Linked DNA regions of Homo sapiens: region 1 is linked to region 2. Evidence: chromatin loops called from intact Hi-C (ENCODE). Cell type or tissue: Calu3. All regions are shown on one strand. Links, peaks and the distances in the headings refer to the core of each region. The heading gives the core; the rest is flanking DNA. Region 1 overlaps LOC105376214 (a long non-coding RNA gene). Region 2 has its middle 310 kb from the start of ACTL7B.

Evidence for each region. A loop is a pair of places that touch in the nucleus more often than their neighbours do. Peaks named below come from ENCODE experiments on the same cell type or tissue, not always from the same donor. Only the 100,000 strongest peaks of a DNase experiment are listed, where the experiment ranks them.
Region 1: it touches region 2 in a loop (4-fold over the local background); 24 of 110 quality-filtered maps call a loop at or near these places.

Annotation. Positions count from the first base shown.
Region 1 is chr9:108,412,668-108,423,238 of GRCh38, reverse strand. The region is part of intron 1 of LOC105376214 (a long non-coding RNA gene); the gene reads left to right. Among named protein-coding and RNA genes, the nearest start is that of ACTL7B, 440 kb to the left of the region's middle. In Calu3, for the core only: no CTCF peak of the experiment used is centred there; no DNase peak of the experiment used is centred there.
Region 2 is chr9:108,545,314-108,555,884 of GRCh38, reverse strand. No RefSeq gene overlaps it. Among named protein-coding and RNA genes, the nearest start is that of ACTL7B, 310 kb to the left of the region's middle. RefSeq lists an enhancer at 4,135-4,636. In Calu3, for the core only: no CTCF peak of the experiment used is centred there; DNase peaks (open chromatin) are centred at 3,054, 4,234 and 6,414.

The DNA of each region.
Region 1 (10,571 bases), core at 1,090-9,089, 130 kb after region 2:
GCTACCCCATTATCAGCATCCCCTACCAGAAGGGTACTTTTGTTACAATTGATGAATCTACATTTTACACATCATTATTACCCAAATTCCATAGTTTACATTAAGTTTTGCTCTTTTTGTTGTTAAGTTCTATATGTTTGACAAACACCTAATGTCACGTATCCACTGTTAATATAGTATCATACAGAATAGTTTCACTATCCTAAAAATCCCTTGTAGTCCCTCTTATCTGTGGTTTCACCTTCCCTGGTCTCAGTTACCCTCAGACAACCACAGTCCAAAAATAGGTGAGTACGGTACAATAAGTATTTTGATAGAGAACAGAGAGGCTATATTCACATAACTTTTATTACAGTATATTGTTATAATTTTTCTACTTTATTGTTGTTGTTAATCTCTTACTGTGCCTAACTTATAAATTAAACTTTATCATAGAAACATAGTATACAATATATAGGGTTTGGCACTATCTTCAGTTTCAGGCATCCACTAGGACTCTTGGAGTGTAACCCCCTGGGGATAAGAAGAAACTACTGTATTTATTACTCCTTCCTTTTCCCCAAACACCTGGCAACCACTGATCTTTTTAATATCTCCATAGTTTTGCCTTTTCTAGAATGTCATATAGTTAGAAGCATACAGTATGGAGCCATTTTGGACTGGCTTCTTTCACTTAGCAGTATGCATTTAAGTTTCCTCAATGTCGGGTTGGGCGCGGTGGCTCATGCCAGTAATCCCAGCATTTTGGGAGGTTGAGGTGGGTGGATCACCTGAGGTCAGGAGTTCAAGACCAGACTGGACAACATGGTGAAACCCCATCTCTACTAAAAATACAAAAATTAGCCTGGCATGGTGGTGGGCACCTGTAATCCCAGCTCCTCAGGAGGCTGAGGCAGAAGAATCGCTTGAACCTAGGAGGCAGAGGTTGCAGTGAGCAATAATAATAAATAATAAAGATGGTTTTGTTGATTTTTGTATTGATATTCCATTTTGATTTTATTGATATTTGCTCTAACTTTTTATTATTTGTTTTACTCTTCTTATTTTGGACTTAATTTGCTCTTCTCTTTTTTAGTTTCCTAAGGTGGAAACTTAGATAATTGATTTTAGACATTTCTTCTTTTCTAATAAATGCAATCAGTGCTGCAAATTTCTTTCTAAGCATTGCTTTTGTTAAATCCCACAAATTTTGATAAATTGTATTTTTAATTTTATTTAGTTAAAATATCTTAAAATTTCTGTTGGGATTTCTTTTTTGATTCATGTGTTATTTAGGAGTGTTTTGTGTAACTTTCTAGTATTTTGGGATTTTCTAGTTATCTTTCTGTTATTGATTTCTAACTAGAAATTCAACTAAATTCCATTGTGATCTGAGGGTAGAGATTGTATATTATTTTCAAGAGTTTGTTGGTCAGGTGTGGTGACTCATGTCTGTAATCCCAGCATTGTGGGAGGCCAAGGCAGGAGGATCACTTGAGGCCAGGAGTTTAAGATCATCCTGGCCAACATAGTGAGACCTTATTTCTACTAAATTTTTTTTTAGAAAGGAAAAAAAAAATAATGTTTTTCTTTTGTGTCCCAGAATGTGTCCTATCTTGATGAATACTACATGTTTGCTTGAGAATAATGTGTAATCTACTATTGTTGGATGAAGTAGTCTATAGTTGTCAATTATATGCAGTTGATTGATGGTGCTGTTTAGTTCAACTATGTCCCTATTTATTTTCTTCTTACCTGATCTGTCTACCTCTTTGTCTGAAAGAGAAGTTGTAAAGTCTTCAACTATAATAGTGAATTCATCTATATCTCCTTGCAGTTCTTTTAATTTTTTCTCACATATTTTGACACTCTATTGTTAGGTTCATACACATTAACAATTGCTATATCTTCTTGGGATGTTGACCCCTTTGTTATTATGTAACACCCTCGTTGTTCCTCATAACATTCCTTCTTTTGAAGTATGCTCTGTCAGAAACTAACATTGCTACTCCTACTTTCTTTCTGTTTTTAGAGATAGAGTCTGGCTATGTTCCCTAGGCTGGTCTCAAACTCTTAGGCTCAAGCTATCTTCCTGCCTTAGCCTCCCAAAGTCCTGAGTTTACAGGTGTGAGACATTGTGCCCAGACTCCTGATTTCTTTTGATTAGTGTTAGCATAGTATATCTTTCTCTGTCCCTTTATTGTTAATCTGTATGTGTTTTTATATTTAAAGTGGGTTTTTTAAAGACAACATATACTTGAGTCTTGGTTTGGTCAATCTCTGTCTTTTAATAGTTGTATTTAGATCATTGACTTTTAAGATAATTATTTATTTACTTGGATTAATATCTACCATATTTGTTATTCTTTTCTACTTGTTGTTCTTGTTCTTTGTTCCTATATCTGTCTTCCATACCTTTTCCACTTTTTTGTGGTTTTATTGAGCATTTTATTTTATTCAACTTTCTTTCCTTTCTTAGCATATAATTATACATTCAAAAAAACTTTTTAAAATGGTTACCCTAGAGTTTGCGATACACATTTGCAACTAATCCAAGTCCACGTTCCAATAACATGATACCACTTCATGGGTAGTGCAAGTATCTTAAAATAATAAAATATTTATAATTTCTCCCTCCCATTTCTTGTATCATTGCTATTATTCATTTCACTTATATATAAGCACATATATGTAAGCATATATATATGCATATGTAATTGAATATATTGATGTTATTATCATTTTGAACAAACTTTTATCTGTTAGGTCCATTAAGAAAAAGAATAGTTTTATTTTACCTTCACTCATTTATTCTCCAATGCTCTTTCTTTTTTTATGTAGATCTGAACCTCTAATTTATATTATATTCCTTCTCTGAAAAATTTCTTTTAAAATATTTTGCAAGGCAGGCCTGAACACTACATCTCTTAATTTTTATTTGTCTGAAAAAGTCTTTATTTCTACTTCACCTTTGAAGGATAATTTTTCAGGGTACGGAATTCTAGACTGGTGTTTTTTTTTCTTTCTCTGAATACTTAACATTTTTCACTTTACTCTTCTTGCTTGCACAGTTTCTGAGAAATTAGACATAATTTTTTTCTTGCTCCTCTACTAGTGTCTTAGTCTGCTTGTGTTGCTATAACAAAATACCATACATTGGGTAATTTACAAAGAACAGACATTTATTTGTCGTAGTTCTTGAGGCTGGGAAGTCCAAGATCAAGTTGCTGGCAGGTTTGGTGTCTGATGAGGGCTACTGTCTGCTTCCAAGATGGCACCTTGATCGTACAACCTCTGGAAGGAGGAAATGCTGTGTCTTGACATGGTAGAAGAAATGGAAGGGCTAAAGGGCTGAATACTATATGAAACCTCTTTTATAAAGGCCTTAGTTCCGTTCATGAGGGAGAAGTACTTATGGCCTGATCAACCTCTTAATGGACACCCACCTCTTACTACTCTCACATTGGCTATTAAGTTTCAACATCTGAATTTTGGAGGGGACACATTCAAACCACAGCAAAGGGTTAAGTGTTTTTTCCTCTGACTTTTTCCACATTATTTTCTTTGATTTTCTGAAGTTTGAATATGCTATTCTTAGGTGTAGTGCTTTCAGCATTTATCCTGATTGGTGTTCTCTGGGTTTCCTGGATCTGTGGTTTGATGTCTGACATCAGTTTTGGGGAAATGCTCAGTCATTGTTGCTTTAAATGTTGCTTCTATTCCTTTATCTCTTTCCTTTTGTTATTCCCATTGTGTGTATGTTATACATCTTGTAGTTGTCCCATAGTTCTTGGATATTCTATTCTGCTTTTTTTTTCAGTATTTATTTATTTATTTTAGAGACAAAGTCTCACTCTGTTACCAAGGCTAGAGTACAGTGGTATGATCACAGCTCACTGCAGTCTTGACCTCCTGGGCTCAAGCAATCCTCCCATCTCAGCCTCCTGAGTAGCTGGTGCTACAGGTTCATGCCACCACATCCAGCTGATTGTTTTGTTTTTCATTTTTTGTAGAGACAGGGTGTCACTATATAGCCCAGTGGTCTTTAAGTCCTGAGCTCAAGTGATCTTCCTGCCTCAGACCCCTAAAATGCTGAGATTACAAGCATGAGCCACTGTGCCTGGCCCTTTTCTCAGTATTTTTTTCTTTGTTTTTTAATTTTTAAAGTTTCTATTGTCCTATCCTGAAGCTTAGCAATTCTTTCATCAGCTATGTGTACTCGACTAATGAGCCATCAAGGCATCCTTCATTTCTGTTAAAATTTTTTAAATCTCTGGTATTTCTTTATAATTTTTTCTTAGGATTTCTATCCCTTTACCTACATTATTTATTTGTTCTTGCATTTTGTCTACTTTTTCCATCAAAGCCCTTAGCATATTAATTATAGTTTAAAAAATTCCTGGTCTGGTAATTCTGTTTTTTTGGAACTACAGTAAATAGGCCTTTAAAAATGTAGTAGTAAGGTGTAAAGGAAGGGGGATAGTGCTCTATAGACTTATGATCAAGTCTCAGGGTTTTGGTGAATGGGTGCCCTGAATGGTGAACTTCACCAGTGCTTTTTAGCACCCCTCACCCCTTAGGTGGCACAGAAAGGCTTCAGGGAGCTGAAGTTGGGTATTTCCCTTCCCGCAGGTAGCTTAGGCTCTGATAAAATATAGTTTGTCCTAAGGTCACGCTTTGCTAAGAAGAACAGAATGTTCTGGCGTATTTCAGAATGATGCCTTTCTTCTTCCCCTGTCAGAAGTGCAAGATTTTCTCCAATTTTTACCATGTGGACCCGGTTGAACTCCTGGAGATAACACTCATAAAAGTGTGGAGGCCAGTCCCTCTGACTGAATCTCCCCACAGTTTTTAATTCTCAGAGTTGTCCTCTGAGTTGTCCTGAGCCTCCTGCAAGTTGTTAATTACAGTTCAAGTTTCCCTACTCTGGCACTAGTTTCCAAGGAGATTTCTTCTTGTGGGTTTCTACTTTGGTAAGTTATGATTCCCTGTATCTACCTACCTGTCTTCCAAATTTGGGGAACAGCATTTTGCTGTGTGACCTCACTTTTCTGACGAATAAGAAGAATTGTTGATTATTCTGTTTGTTCAGCTTTTTACTTATTGGGACAGAGTGGCCACTTCTAAGCTCCTTATATGCTGGGCCACAAAGTGGCAAGACCCATTTACCTAGAGCTGGTGCCCTTTCCTCTGTGCCACAACTGGTTTTCAAAGGGAAGACTATGAATTTCATAGGGAGGCTAAGACCAACTGCCACATCTTGTATTGTCATTCATCACATGTGGGCTAATAGCAACCTTACTTCATAGCTTTGAATTACTACCCAGCAACAATGCTGTCATCTGTCCTCTCATGAACTCTTGCCTAATTTAAGTAAAACTTGGAACCATGCTAAGGTTAACTCGTAACAGGATGATAGGATGATACAGATGCAATTTTATTGACCTTAAACAAAAAAAGTATGTGTGTATGTGTGTAAGCCTGTGTGTGTGTATATATATAGTGTGCTATATATATAGATAGTGTGCTCTGTATATATATATATATAGATAATGTGCTACATATATAGTATACTATATATATAGTGTGATGTAGATATATATACACACACACATATATATATATATAGTGTGCTTAGGATGACAAAGGAGCTATGTCTGATTCTTTATCACCTTTCATGGCTCAGTGACTAGCGCAAGCTTAGTATAGTTCTTAAGGTTGTGAATATTCTTAATTCTTCTGTCATAAAAGTACATTTTGATTTACCCAATACATTTACATATGGAATTCTTTGTGCATACTCTCACTTTACAAACATATATTGTGTCAAAAGCATATTTGTTTTAGGGAGGCCCAGGGAGAATCATAACTAAGAAGAAAATGTGGGTACTATGGGAATATGTATTAGGATGCAGATTCCAAATTGACAAGCAAATGTTAGGACCTGCAAGGGGAGGAAAGCATGATCATTACCAAGAACAGGCATTTATTTTTTATGTATTTATACATTTTGGAAAAGATAATGATGGTGGATCGACCAAGTGGTATTTATTTTTTAATCAAACACCTAAATGAAATTGTCTGGGATAATGCAAAATAATTGAGTATAAAAGAAAAGATATTCAGAGGCCCAGGAGACATAATTCTGCAGGCTCACCCCCAAATCTATTTTTAGTAATTTAAGAAGGATATGATAATGCAGGCCATACTTCCTGAGTATACACTAAGGGTGTGACATCACGAGAAACACTGGAAGGAGTATCAAAGGGCTAAACAAGGTGACAAACTCTCAGCTTCCACCGAATTCTGAGAGAAGACATTGACAGAGGTATGTATGGTACAAGGGATTGAGAATGGAGTCATCCGAGACCCCAACTGAAAATGTCAATGCCTTCTCTTTTGTTTTGGTCACAAGTTATTTTATCCTGGTGATGAAGAAGGAGAAGGAAGGCAGCTCCTAGGAGGCCAGGAAAGGAAGGGGCTCAGGTTCCTAGAGGGTTTTAGAGACTGCTCCTCCAATTCAGTGTGTCCCTCAAAATGATATTGTAACCACTAGTGAATGCTGCTGGCCTCCTTGACAGGTGGGTTTGTTAGCATGTAATTCTTCGCATAGACAAAATTCTGAGCTCTCCTCAAACTCCAGGTTTGCTTTAAGCTCAAGCTTATTTCTTTTTCCAGTTGGGCTTTCAGGCCTTTCAGGCCAGGTAGATTGCCTTTAACTTGCTCAACTGCACCCCCACCTGTTCCATATATTTAAAAACATGCTCCAACTTACACAATTGAACAGCTTATTTTCTTTGGGAAGAAAATATTTTTGTTGTAGTTTCAGTTTGTGGCCTGTGACGTTTATTGGCAAGACAATGTTTGATACAATTAACAGTTTTAAAACTACCATTTTAAAATGAATTTCATTTTAAGCTCTTCCCTTTCCAATTTTTTTTTTTTTTTGGAAGTTCAAGAGTATTTCTGAAGAAATTAAGATGGATACCAACTTTACAACATCTGGGCTAATTCAATATTCTTTATTTGCCTTTTAAATTTGAAGTTAGACGCATATGAACAAAAAGGGGCATGATTTCCAGCCATGCCTTCATGTGCTGATTTTACTATACATTGTCACAGACTGTGGAACACAGGAGGTAATAAGAGGGTTAGGTGCAGAGTGTATTCATTCTATACGTAAATTGCCCCACACCAGAAACCCAAACTTCCATCCCAGAATGCACTTGGGTACACAGAAGCTTCAAAGAGAAATATTTCCCTGGAGGGAATTGGTAAAATTGGAGTTGGGTGAACCTCAAAGCATCTCGATTCACAAACGTTGCTTATGTTTGGATTTGGAATTGAATTTGGCTCCAGCAGTTGGCATCTCTACACTGTGCTGTGAACTACCCAGTCACAGAGAAGGGGGGAGGAAGAGGAGGAGAGGAAGACTGAATTGAGGAGTAGAATTTCTAAAAACACACAATAGCGCAGTGTTGATGCAATTAAGAAAATTAGAAAATGGGGTTTAAATTGAAAAAGTCCGTCTTTATCTTTTGCTTCCTTTGTGATATCCTTTCAGTTCCATATCCTCTGTCTTCTTTGATCTCATGTGCCCTCCATTTTTCCTTCCTTTGCTTTTTCTTGTGAGATTTCTATTGAAGCCCGTTCCTCCCTTTTTTCAAGAGTTTGCCTCAAGGGCTTGAGTTTGAATTTCAGGGCTTAAAAAGGCCTGGCAGGTTACAAAACAGTATGTTCCATATGAGCTAAATGTTGGGAAGGGAAACTATGCATTTATTTATGTGTATGTATGTGTGTGCATAGATAAGAGATTAGAAGGGTACTTACACAACTTTAACAATGTTTTTTCCTGGATCATAAATGCTTTCACATTCTTCTTTTTCTTATATTCTTTGTAATGTAATGTATTGCTTCACTTTTCTGGAAAGAACACTTACACTATAATAAGTGCAATATATAAAAAAGCTGGTAATTTGGCATGGTTTTCTTACCAATTTTTAGAACCTTATATTATTTCCTGTCTTCTTTTATTTAATTTTTATTACCAGTTTTTAGTTTTACTAAAATTCTGATTGTGCGCCTATTGCGCTTCAATTATGAAAAGATGTTTTGCTGCTTCATTAAAAAATTGTTTTATTTTTAAATTAAAATTGTTTGAATATGTGCGATTAAGCAGGTATAACCACACTTTAGAGAGTGGATGAATTTCTGATATGCTGCGTGTAGGTAAGGTTTAACAAATATGTAGGGCTTTAGGGAAATATGCTCTTCTTGCAAAACAATGAAAAATACTTCCTTTGGAAATAAAGAAAATAATTTTTTCACATAAAACTTTCCTTCTTTAAAGTTTTGGATATTAATTTTTCATTATTAAGCAGGTAATGATATGGCTTAATAAAATAAAATGATTAGAAAGAGCTTAAATATGTATAGATCACATATAATTTAGCAGAAAAAGTGAATTATTAGGTATCTGTGCACACATGTGTGCATATATATATATATATATAAACAAAGGGATTAAAAATGGCTCTTAAATACTACAAAAAAGACTAAAAATAATATGTGTTAAAGATATTGCTAAATAAGAAGCATTGAAAAGAATGGGCATTATTTCAAAGCTAAATGTGTAAACTAGTAAAGATCCTGGCTACTGTTAGCTACATACTCTATTAAGAATAGAGTGAATAATCTATAGGGGGATATAGAAACATAACTCTCCTCTAAATCATGGTAATACTCACAGTTTAGATTTTCAGTAAATCACTGCCCTTGGGGTTTTAGCTGGGAGTCTTCCTTTGAGAAGAAAGTACTTCCTTATCTGGGAATACTTTTGTAATTTCGAAGATTTTACCCTCCTTGCTACAGAATTCTCTTTCCAGAACTCTCAACTATATATATAGTTGCGTGTTCTGGAAAAATCATTTGTTAATTCATTCTCAGCCATTGAAGACTTATTAAGCTATTACTATGAGCCAGGCATTGTGCTAGAGGCCAGGGATGAACGGAAAACAATTTGGCTAGTTCATTTAATTTTCAGAATAACGGAGTTCCAAAAGGATGTCTGCCAAGGAGGGCTGCTTTCCTCAAAATGAGCTAAATGGCACATGAGAACTGCATGTTTGGCCACTTCAGTTGGTGTCTGGGTTCTCGGCGAATGTCTTAGAACTAGAGCAGAGCCAGGGGGATCAAGGGAATGTCACTGCTCTAGTCTGATTTTGCTGGGAGGGAGAGCCTTATCAGGGTGACTGAGGTCAAAAAGAAACACTGACTCAGACATTTCTTGTTTTCTTAAATGCATAATCTTCAGTGAAACTCCCTTTTCATGGGCCATGACATACAGCAAAGCTAGTTTAATTCCCATTGAAAGGAAGGACAGTCTTGATTAGTAAAAATCTGCATTATAGAATATGTCTAAAAAGATGGAAATTTGATTATCTATAGGCTCATTTACTGTAACTAGCCACAGAGTTTTTAAGGAGAGCTACCATAAATTCTGCATTACAGAGGCTTAATTTATCATACATCCTAGTATGATGGTTGAAAATCATGGCTCTCTGGCCAGACAGACTGGATTCAATCACAGCCTAACCTCTTACTTGGCCTGAGACTTTGAGATACTTACTTATATTCTCTGTGTCTAAGTTTACTCATTTGTAAAACAAGGGAAATAATAGTACTTACTTCATAGAATTGTTACGAGAATTAGTTCTCATAACATACATACTCCTAGAACAGGGCTCAGCCATAGGTATTTAATAAAGATTAGCTATTATTATTTTAGTAAGGCAGCTTAATACATAAAGGCAGATATTGGAATGGTGGCATTGTGTCATGGTGAAGACCCTAGATTTCTGAGCCGGACTGCCTGGGTGTAAATTCTGATTTGTCTCTTATTTGCTGAGCAACCTTGGCCAAGTTACTCAACCATTCCGTTCTTCAGTTTCCTCACATGTAGAAGTGTGCTAATAGTAGTGCACACCTCACTGGATTATTACAAAGACTTAAAGGTTATTGTAAAGAAATAACACATATAGGACACTTAGAGCCATATGTGGCACATAAGAAGCATTTGGTAAGTATTGATATTATGGCTAGATATTGAATCCAGTTGCAGCAATCACTCTTCTAAGCCTTTTAACTCTCAGGCAGGTCAAGCATCCTTCTAAATTCCTTTATATCTCAGAAGACTATCTCTCATCTCCAAACCCACCCTTCTACATTCCACTTCGTGGAGCTAGGGCTGGGAGCCTGCAAACCTCATTTCTGCTTTGCCAGCAGGCTTCATAAGAGATTCTATCCATAGGGGGCGCTTGTGGGGAGGGATGTGCTCCTTCCTGTCTGCTTCCTACTCCTGCGAGTCACCCCAGCCTTGGTGCTTCATCTGGGCAGCAGCAGCTCTTCCTGTAGCAGTAGCTGAATGCGAGTCAGAATTTTCCAACACTGGCAGACCCAGCTGCATGGTGTCCACCTCAGACATATCAGCACTAGTCAGCTGATGACCCCTCCTCAGAGTCTGGGTCTGGCCCCTCCCAGCTCATCTGCAGAGATCAGAGACACCAGCACTGACCACAGGGAATCCTATGCAG
Region 2 (10,571 bases), core at 1,677-9,676:
AATGAGGTCACGTTCCTTAAACACCTATCACTATTGACTTGAGCCTTTCTCAGCTTTGATGGCCAATGTTTATCCTCCTTGGAGAACTCTCAGTTAGTTCTCAGAGTTCTTATGGATGCTGGCTTATGTGTATAAATGAATAGGCCCTGATAATAGATACATTTTTTACCTCTTTGCCATGCTGTGGAGCTTCCATTATTGTCAGCCACGGCTCAGTGCGGCGTGGCCATCCTCAGTTGGTTATCATGGCTGTGTCCTGGGTTCGAGAGAGGGCCTGCTCCCCCTTTCCTATTTCACTCAAATATAGAGCAGGCTCTTCTTTTATTTGATCACAGCACACTCAAGCCTAGGCTGTAAGTTTTGAACACAACTTTATGGAATTTTGGAGATTATAGGAGGCAAATACAAGCAGAGAATATTAAAAAACTGCTATTTCATATGTCCGTTTCAGGGACCATAGGTCCAGACCCATCCTCTGTAGGCCCCTGAATGGTCATTGTCCAGCCTACCTATCTCATAGAGGCCATTTTCCTTTCCCTATGGGAGTCTTTCTGACCTTTAGCCTGTCTCCTTCGCTGGAGTCTAGACCTCAACTTATGACAGCCCAATGAGAATAGAATTTTATTCCCATCTCCCTCCCACTCCCACCAGCCAGGTCTCGCCTCCTTAGTCCTCATATGTTGGCATAGGCACTTGGCTTCTCTTGAGAATAATGTGCAGCAGGGACATTCATTCTTTCCAGGGGAAGCTCTGCCCATGAGCTCTTGATCCCCCAAAGACCATCACATCAGAGTGCACTATTTCACCATTATTTCACAAAGCACTGGTTATTATTCATCGTGCATAACATCATAGTCTATTTCAAGATGACTTAAACATAGCCAAGCTCATCTTAACCACAGCTTAAATATAGAATCTTCCAGATTTTTTAGGTCTTTACTACCAATCTCCTGTGAAAAAATTCTGTAAAACATACACACACACACACACCCCTTTTCCCAAGAATAAGCAGTAGTATACAATCACAGGCAAGAGCGAAACCATATATGGAAAAGAAATGTTTTCTTCAAAGAAGCTACAAAGTCTGCAAACACATAGCTATGCTTAAACAAATATCTAACTTATATACCAAAGAGAATTCTCTACTTTTTAGTATAAACATCTACATTCAGATTAATGGGGACTTTATTTTACCTCAAATATAATGGCAGGGTATAATGCTTTACATCGGGTTAATTAAAAGGCCCATTAGATTTATTTTTCAAAAACTTTTGGGACAGTGTGACCTAAAGGTAAATTCAACCCTTTAGTTCCTAGAAGATAAAAACTACCAGCAACTTTCATATGATTTCATTTTTCAGCTTTAGGACTCATTAAAAAAAATCTTAGCATCTAGTTCAGCAAGAGCATTCTATTACATTAGAGCAGATGTTGGCAAACATTTTCTGCAAAAGGTGAGATAGTAAATATTTTAGGCTTTGCAGGTCGTATGGTATCTGTTACCACTATTCAACCCTGTCACCGTGGTGTGAAAGTGGCCACAGATAATATGTAAATGAATGAGAATGGCTGTATTCTAATAAAACTTTATGAACACAAATATGAATTTCATGTAATTTCCACATGTTACAAAATATATGACTATTCTTTAAATTTTCCCAATCATTTAAAATGTATAAATTAGCCAGGTGTGGTGGCATGTGCCTGAGGCTGAGGCGGGAGGATGACTTGTGCTCAGGAGTTTGAGACCAGCCTGGGCAACATAGCAAGATCTCATCTTTTAAAACAAATTTTGTTTTAAAGTAAAAATGTAAAAGCAAGTCTTAACACATGGGTCATGCATAAATAGATGGCAGGTCAGGTTTGGCCCTCAGGCTTTAGTTGCCGGCCCCTGCCCTGGGGCCCTGAATTACCTTATAAACTATATATTCACATTAAATTTTATGGGAAGTATTAAATAGAGGAAAATGCAGAACTAATAAACCCACTTTGGAAGAATCTCTCCCTTTTTAGACGTTGTGTGTGAATCCAAACACATCCTCTGCTAAGAGCATCCTGGAATCTTTTGAGAATTCAGTGTGTTTCACTTCGATAAAAGTGACTTCCTACACGGTAAAATTAAAAAAAAAAAAGATCTTGGAAGGCTCCTGGCTATCCAAACTAAAATGTGAAAGATAATTTTGATGAACTAGGCAGAAATAAACCAGAAGCATATGGTTTAAATTGTACTTAACAGAGACATGTGTTTCCATCTGGCCATTCTGGGGAATGTGACCAGTTGTCCTAATGGTTAGTGAGCACTCCTGGGGCTGGCTGACAGAAACCTCAATGAATGGGTGCAGGTGCGTGCAAAGGGACATTCTGAATATGGATACCCATGTGTGTGCACGTGTGTACACATCATGCTGAGACAACTAACACTTGCTAATCATTTGCCTGGGGGTAAATAGTCTTCTTTTACTTCCACCTGTCAAAGCCTATTTCTTCATCAAGGTTTCAATCAAATGTGTCCACTGAGAAAGCAGCCCCAACCTCCACCCTCTCTTCCTCCTTTCCCATTTCCCTGTTAGAATTAGCACTTCCTTTTTTTCACTCCTAAAAGTCCAACTTGGCTTATAGTTGTCTCTCACAAGATTGTGTGCTCTTGAGGTAAGAATTGTTTGTTTGTTTTTCTCTTTATATTCTTTTTGCCTTGTTTAGTACTTAGTACCAGGTAGGTGCTAAAAGCAATGTACTGAATGTGGCAAAACAACCAAATTGTTCTGGTAACAGTGACTAAGTGATAAGGGTTTAATTTTAAACACCTCACCTGTGTCCAAGAAGGCTCTTTTTTAAACATTTGCATGTCTCCCTGATTGAGATGAGGGTCCCTTATATTTAGAAAGGCTCTTCCTTTCCATTCCTGGGCTTGAAGAGAACGCTGGTTTCTGGTTGTGCTAACTGTTCTTCCCTTTAGTAGACAGTCAACAGCCTTGCGTTTTTAGCAGTAACTCATAGACACGCCTACGTACCTGCTTAGCTTGACATATGACTCACTGGGGCTTGGGCCAACATGTTGTCAGGCTAAGGGCCTGTTTTTGTGAACGTGGACTTGGATGTGGGGTGGGAGATGAGGAGGCAGACTTTTGACGTTGCCTGGCTGGGTGAACTTGGGGCAAGACCCTGAATCAGGTACCATCAGAGGTCATCTAGTCCAGCTGCTTCACTGTTCAAATGGGAAGGCCAAGGCCCATAGGGGAAGTACCTGGCTCAAATCCATGTGGCTTATTACTGTCAGAGCTGGCTTCCAACTAACCCTTTTGTTCCCAGTCTAAGGTTCTTTAAAATTACCTAATTAATTAATTAACTAACCAAACATTACTGAGGTCTGCCATTCATCAGGACTTCTCCCAGGTGCTGGGGGACGTAGTATGACTCAGGCATCCTCCCTGTCCTCTCGATCCTGCAGTGCAGTGGAGGCAGAGTGTAGCAAGAAGGGTGCAAACTTGGGCTTCATGTAGATTTGGGTGGGAGTCTCTCTTCTGCCTTTTTCTCACTGTGGGAATGAGAAAAATGAAATGCACATGTTGGCCCTTAAAGCTGTTGCGAAGCTTTAATGAGATAATTCACATAGAACCCTTCACATATTCCTTGGCATATAGTAAATGCTCAATAATAGGTAGCTATTAGTATTATAATGGAGACACTCAGCCCTCGGACCAATCAACTGCCTCAGTTACCTTATTTGAAAAGCGTAGGAAGGCATGTAAAATATTTGCAGAAAATTTGACCTCAAAAAAAGAATACAAGGTTAGCTCGCTTGCCTCAGATAGGGTAGACTGTAATCTGTATACAAAAAAGAAAGGTAATCTGCTTTTTTTTTTCCTCAAAACTGGGAGAGGAAAAGAGAGAATGTGATGATCAGATGAAAAAGAATTTCATTTGTGAGGTGAGAGCTGCATGCATGTTAGGCTATATGCAACTCCTGCCACATTCGCTTCAGACTTTTCAGAGAGAGCCATCATTTCTTTCATAAATAGAAGCCACCTTCCCATTACCCAGTTGACTATGGACCCAGCCCTGCCCTGATTTGGCCACCTCTGGGGCTCCCCCGGAGCCAGGCACAGGCTCTAGGCTGCGTCTCTGACTGGCTGGCATAAGCGGGTCACTGCCTTCAAGGCACTTTTCCGTTTTCATTTATGGACAGAGTCCCATGGGGTGCAAGTCACCCTGGTTTCATGCAGTGTTGCAATCGAAACTATTGAATCTCAAAATGGAATATAATTAAGGCTGGGTTAATAAAGCGTGTTCCACTTGTAGCCAGCAAAGGGTGTCATGTTTCTCCTTGCAGCTTTAGGCAAGGAAACTTAATCTCCAGCTTTGTCAGGGCAGACTGAATCAGAGATGTGTCATCGAGCGGAAAGCTTCTTTTACTTCTTGCAGTCACTACATGGCCAGCCTCATCTCTGTGGATTTATACTGAGCACACAGAATCCAGCCCGTGGCAAGGGCCCCAAGGAAAGGCCAACGCTGCAATATCTTTGAAGACTAATCTGCCTCTGTGTAGGAGGAATTAGGGGACGTTTGCTCTATGCTGGGTCCTGAAACTGATCCTGGAGATAGTACCCCTCAAGTATAGGAGTTGTCAAGGGCACAGGGATGGATGGCTGTGAGCAAAAATGGGATATGGTGTTTTAGACAGTAGGGCTTGAGAGCAGCATGAAGGCTTCGCAGCCTTTGTCTTGCCTTCCTTGCTGCTTTGTGTCCTTTTTCTTTCTTCTTTTCTTCTAGCAACATTGTACTACTCATCCTTCAGCACTCAACATGGCAAGCTTCCCTGACACTCCCAAGCAGAGACTACTGATGCTCATTAAGACCCTCTTAGCACTGAAGCCCACTGTATTATCAATATTGAACATGAATAGCCATTTATTTTGCTTATGATAATCTTTGCTGGGCTCTTTGCCGGGCATTTATATGTTATCTAATCCCATCACCTTGGCGTCCCCTTTAGTATGGACAAGCAAACTGAAGCTCAAAGAGGATGAGTACATTTCCTAGGGACACATAGTGAATTTACTCATCCAACGGATATTTATTCAACTCCTGCTACATGCCAGGTACTGTTTTAGACCCTGGAGATACATCCCTGAACAGACAAAGATGTCTGTCCTCATATAATTTTTATTCTTGTGTGTGTGTGTGTGTGTGTGTGCACGTGCGTGCGTGCATGCATGTATATGTGTATAAACAATAAAGAGGTAAAATATGTAGAATGTTAGAAGGAGATAAGTACTATGAAAAAAATGCAAATGTAAGGCTGAGCTGGAATTTGAACCCAGGTCTGCTTTACACCTAGCGTGCTCCTCACCACTCAGTTATATTGCCTGTGGTTCTCAGATCTTCTTGTAATTATCTATTGACTTGCCAGCCTCTGCCTCCTAAATTGTAAATTTATCTGGGGCAGGGCCTTTCCTATTAATCAGTTGTCCATCCTGGCATGAAGCTCAGTGGCTGGCACAGAGTCAGCATCCAGTGAATGCTTGTCCAGCATGTGAACAAATGAGTGGCCGTATGATGACACAAGAACTTGCTGAAAAGCAGTAATTTCCCAGGAGGCTGGCCAGTCCTGGAGGCCTGACTCTGCCGCAAATGTGTCCTGTTACCTCAGGCAAGTGTTGGAGCCCATAAAATTTGCAGAATGGGAAAAAATAATGACTGTTTTTGACTTCGTTGTAGCTTGGTCATGAAGATTAATGAGACAGTGCTCAGAGACATCCGCTTCTTTAAGGACAGGGACTTGTGTTATTCCCAGGGGTGTGCTCACTGTTCAGAAGGCCAGCAAGGATCTGCCATGGTGTTTTCAGGAGGGATTGGTCCTATAGAAATGAGTTTTGTTTTACTAAAAAGTTTCAAAGAAGATTTTATGAGCTGCCTCTTCTAGGCTGTGGGCCTGTGCAGAGGTTTGCTACCATTTGGAGCAAACGTGAAAACACATTTTTCCCCCCTTTGCCAAAGTGGGCTCTAATTCAGCTCAAAATTAAGTTTTCGTGAATGTTTCTTTCCCATTGTAGAAGTAACAAATGCTGCATGTGGGTTTTTTTTTTTGTTTTTTTTTTTGTTTTTGTTGTGTTTTTTTGAGTGAAATCTCATGCTTGGCTCTACAAGGGCAGCTCCTGGATTGCTTGTCGGCCAGTTGGCAAATATAAGTCATTAAGAAAAGTGGTGCTGGATCTGTGGTCCCTAGGAGAAAAGGGCTCTTCCACTGGACACTGGGAACAGGAAATGGGAAACCCCAGGGATGTCCGAAAAGCATGCAAACTAAACTGGATGCGTAAAGTTTTGTTTAGTTCTCTTTTGTTGCTGACGACTCAGCACCAAACCTGTTCAGTCACTCCTACACTCAGAATGCAGGAGGGAGGCCCTCTCGGGATTTTCCTGTTCACCTGATACTTTGTCTTTAAGGATAATGAACTTGGTTAACTAACAGCCCTGCCAAGATTTTACTTGACATTGGCAAATAGGTCAGCACTGTAGCATTTGCATGATATGGACAGTGAGCATTCTCAAGAGTAGAGAGCTGTTTCCTGGTTGGGAAAATCCCCTATTATTACTCAGCAAAGGTAATAATAGTGTGGATTTCTCTAGTGTCTTTTTTCCTGAGAGTTCAGAGGTCTTTCCTGCTTTATCTTGGTCATCTTCATAGCTCTCTTGTGAAGGTGGAAGCAATTGTTGTCATCTCTACTTTGCGGAAAGGAAAGCTGAGGCATAGTTTGTTGAATTGTCCCACTTCATGTTGATCTTGCTTGGCTGAAGTTCAAGTCTCCTGCCTGCAACAACAGTCAATCGATTTAGGTCTAGATACTAAAGCTCTATTATCTACCAGGCAGGTTCATGCTGGGAGATATATATTTGATAGCTTATTTATTTCACCAAATAAATAATCTGATAAGATAAGCATTCTTATTGCCATTTGCTAGTTTAAATAGGTTGTCCAAGTTGGCGAGTAACTTGCCTCGCCAGTACTTATATGCTGTTGGATGCAAATCCAATGTCTTTGTCTGCATCAAGATGCCTCCCTTGTGCCTACAGAAAGATAGAGTTGCCTCTGGCTCCATTAGACCTATATTGTGCCCAGGCCTGGGGTGAGATGTGGGATGCCTCAGATGGCTAATTTGGCATCTGTTCTTATCAATGTTTTAAAGATATTTGCTCAATATTTATTTTAGTGAAGGAGGAGAGAAGCCGATTCTCTATTATACTGAATTTATTTCACTCTATGTTAACATTGTAAACACAGAATTTGCCAGGGTGCAGGGATGCATGTCTGTAGTCTCAGCTACTCAAGAGGCTGAGGTGGGAGGATCTCATAAGCCCAGGAGACAGAGGTTGCCGTGAGCCAAGATTGTGCCACTGCACTCCAGTCTGGGTGATAGACCCTGTATCAGTAATAATCATTAAAAAATAATAAAACAAGGAATTCATTATATGCATTGCCTCTAATATAATATTTCAGTGTATTTGAAATAGCCATCTAGGTCCTAGTTTTTCCATCACTATATATGGATAGCATAAGTCACTAAAACTCAGAAGGATGAAGGTAACTTCCAATAATATAGTTGCACAATCTCATTCAGAAGAGCTTTAAAATTTGCTATTCCTGGTTTACCTTTTACCAAAAATGTCTCACTTTTCTGTTTTTCACTCTCTTAAGCTTTTTTGGTTTGATTTTCTGATCCAGACAACTTCTTGGGAAGCCTGTTAATGGAATTAAATTTTAAGTAGTACACAAAATCACCCATTGCCAATAAACAGCATGACCCTAGGTATGATTTGGTTTCAGATTTTCTGCTAGCTTCCAGGGAAAATCAGTTGACTGGTCTTTGGATAGGTGGGTAGGCCACGATTGTACTGAGCAATGTCCATAATGAAACTAACCTCATTATTAACAGGGTGATCCCAGTGAGTCGCGATTGTAAAATTTCCACTTGAGGGTGCTCTCTGTTTTACCAGTTCTATACATGGAAATCTGAGTTTACTACCGACCTTATTACTGATTCCCATGATGTTTCAAAATTTGTGGTAGAGACTTCAGTTATGCATATTCTCATATTCTCTCCTTTGGAGCATCTAGAAGGGCCTCACATGCCAGTCTTCTTGCAGTTCAAGAAGTAGGTCCTGCTTCTTGAGTAGGTCCATCCAATGGGCTGTGGGTGGAAGTGATGTTTGTCATTTTGGGCCAAGATATTTAGAAGTGAGGGTGAGTTTCCTCTTCTTTCTCTTCCTTTGTCATGGTGAGCATTGAAGCCATGTGTTAGGATGGTGGTGTCACAACATCATGGCTCTTCCCCCTGCTAGGCTGGGTCCTTGCATAACCAGATGGAGCCCTCTCCTGACCTGCATGAGATATGTGTTATGATCAAGAAAGAAATTTTTGTAGTATTAAGTCCTTGAGATTTGGGGGACCTATTTGGCATCCTAATACAGCTAGTGTCCTGGGCAGCTACTTGGGTTTCTCTAACTTTATCTTATATTCCTTTAGTGTCTTAATCTCTTATTCCTCTGTTCTTTATTTATTAACCCGTGGTGCTTCATGGACAGTCTAGGTTTGACTGAGTTCTTACTGAGCTCTCCACAGGGGGATGCCTCTTGAACTCAGGGTGGATGAATGCTGATGATAGTCCATACAGTACTCATTTTCCTCATTGATCTTTCCACTTTGGGCTTTCCACATAAGAGGCAGAAGTGGGATGTGAAGATTAAAAAGAGCAATGGGAAGAAGAGGAGAGGATGGGACACTGTGGGAATAATGCATGTTCTGAAATAATTAGAACTAAGAAAACAAGTTACAAAAGGAACTAATGTTTTCTTCCATTTTGGTCTCATCGAACACTGTCATTCATGGACCTAAATAATAATATCTTCATCAAGTCACTTGTGACTTCCTGCTAAAGTCATTTGTCCATTCCATACACAGTAAGACTTGTTCTGGGCCAGGTGCTGAGCTCTAGAGACAGGGAAAACAGTGCCTTGGCCTCCACATGCTAATATTCTGGTAGGGGGCCATTCACATGAAAGAGCGTTTGAAGTTCATTGAAACAGAGAAAGCAACCTAGAGCTTTTCAAAAGCAAGGGTGATCGGCCAATGGGGTGGGAATGAGGGGCCACAGAGTGGAGCAGAAGTTGATGCCAGGACAGTAATGTCACAGGGGACTGACCCAAGGTTTTGAGGTCCAAGAACACTAGCTAGTCATTATTCCTAAACCTTATCAAGCTCACTGTCATGCTGAGTGAATTCTTAGCTCTCACTCTAGCTGGTAGAAGCTGAATGTCAGTGCCTGAATTTATAAGATAGAAAATCTAGATATGTTCTAGACACTGTATCAAGGAAGTAACAGTAAAAATATACTACTAATAATAACTGCCCTTTACTGAGGGGTTACTGTCTGCCAAGCACTGTGTACTTGCTGTGCCTTACGTTATCTAATCCCACAACTGACTTAAAACGTTGGTATTTCTCTCTGTTACAATTTCAGAGATAAGGAAAGTAGGCCTCCAAGAGATTGTTAGTTGTCTAAGGTTCCTAAGAAAATGGTGGTGCTGGGTTTTGAATACTGCCAAGTTTGATACCATAGCCCATGCTCCTAGTAATTATGTTATACTGGCAGGCTAGCAAGGCAAGGAAATTAATCTTCAGTAGTATGTTGGTGAACATGAAAGCAAAGCAGATGGCATTAAAGGGTTTGGAGAGACAGTGAATCCTGCTCCACAGTGGAATCTTCTCTCTAGTAACCAGAAGGCTGTTGTCACGTAGGATCAGTGTTGGCTACTGGGGCAGGGATATACAGGCTCTGACAAATTCTTTTAGGACTTTTAAAAAAAAATTTTTTTTATCTTTGAGACAGAGTTTCATTCTTGTCACCCAGGCTGGAGTGCAGTGGCGTGATCTTGGCTCATTCCAATCTCCGCCTCTGGGGTTCGAGTGATTCTACTACCCCAGCCTTTCAAGCAGCTGGTATTACAGGTGCCCGCCACCACACCCGGCTAATCTTTGTATTTTTAGTAGTGACGGGGTTTCACCGTGTTGGCCAGGCTGGTCTTGAACTCCTGACCTCAGGTGATCTTCCCGCCTTGGCCTCCCAAAATGCTGGGATTACAGGCATGAGCCACCGTGTCCAGCCCTTTTTGAGTCTTTTTAAAATTTTTTCCAGACCAGCACATATCCTCCAGATCCAAGCATTACTAAAGGGAACAGAATGTTGGAATGTTAACTTCCAACTCTGACATATGGAGCTGTGACGATGATACATTATTGACAGAATTGAGGCAGTAAATACTGTCTGGGGTGCTTTTGATTTACAAAGGCATACAGAGCCCCTCCCTCCTCTTCACTATTTTCTCTTCCATAAGGATTACTGATCAGTATACACCTTTCCCATCATTGCACAGCTGTGCTCTGCTCCCTTGCTTTGAGTTGGAACATAAGTGAAGATGACTTGGGAAGATGGTGCTCTTCATGCTGTGGGAGCTTCCCTCGTTTAGTCCACTCCTTCAGGGCCAACTCTCTCTGAATGAGAACTCCTCTACACGGA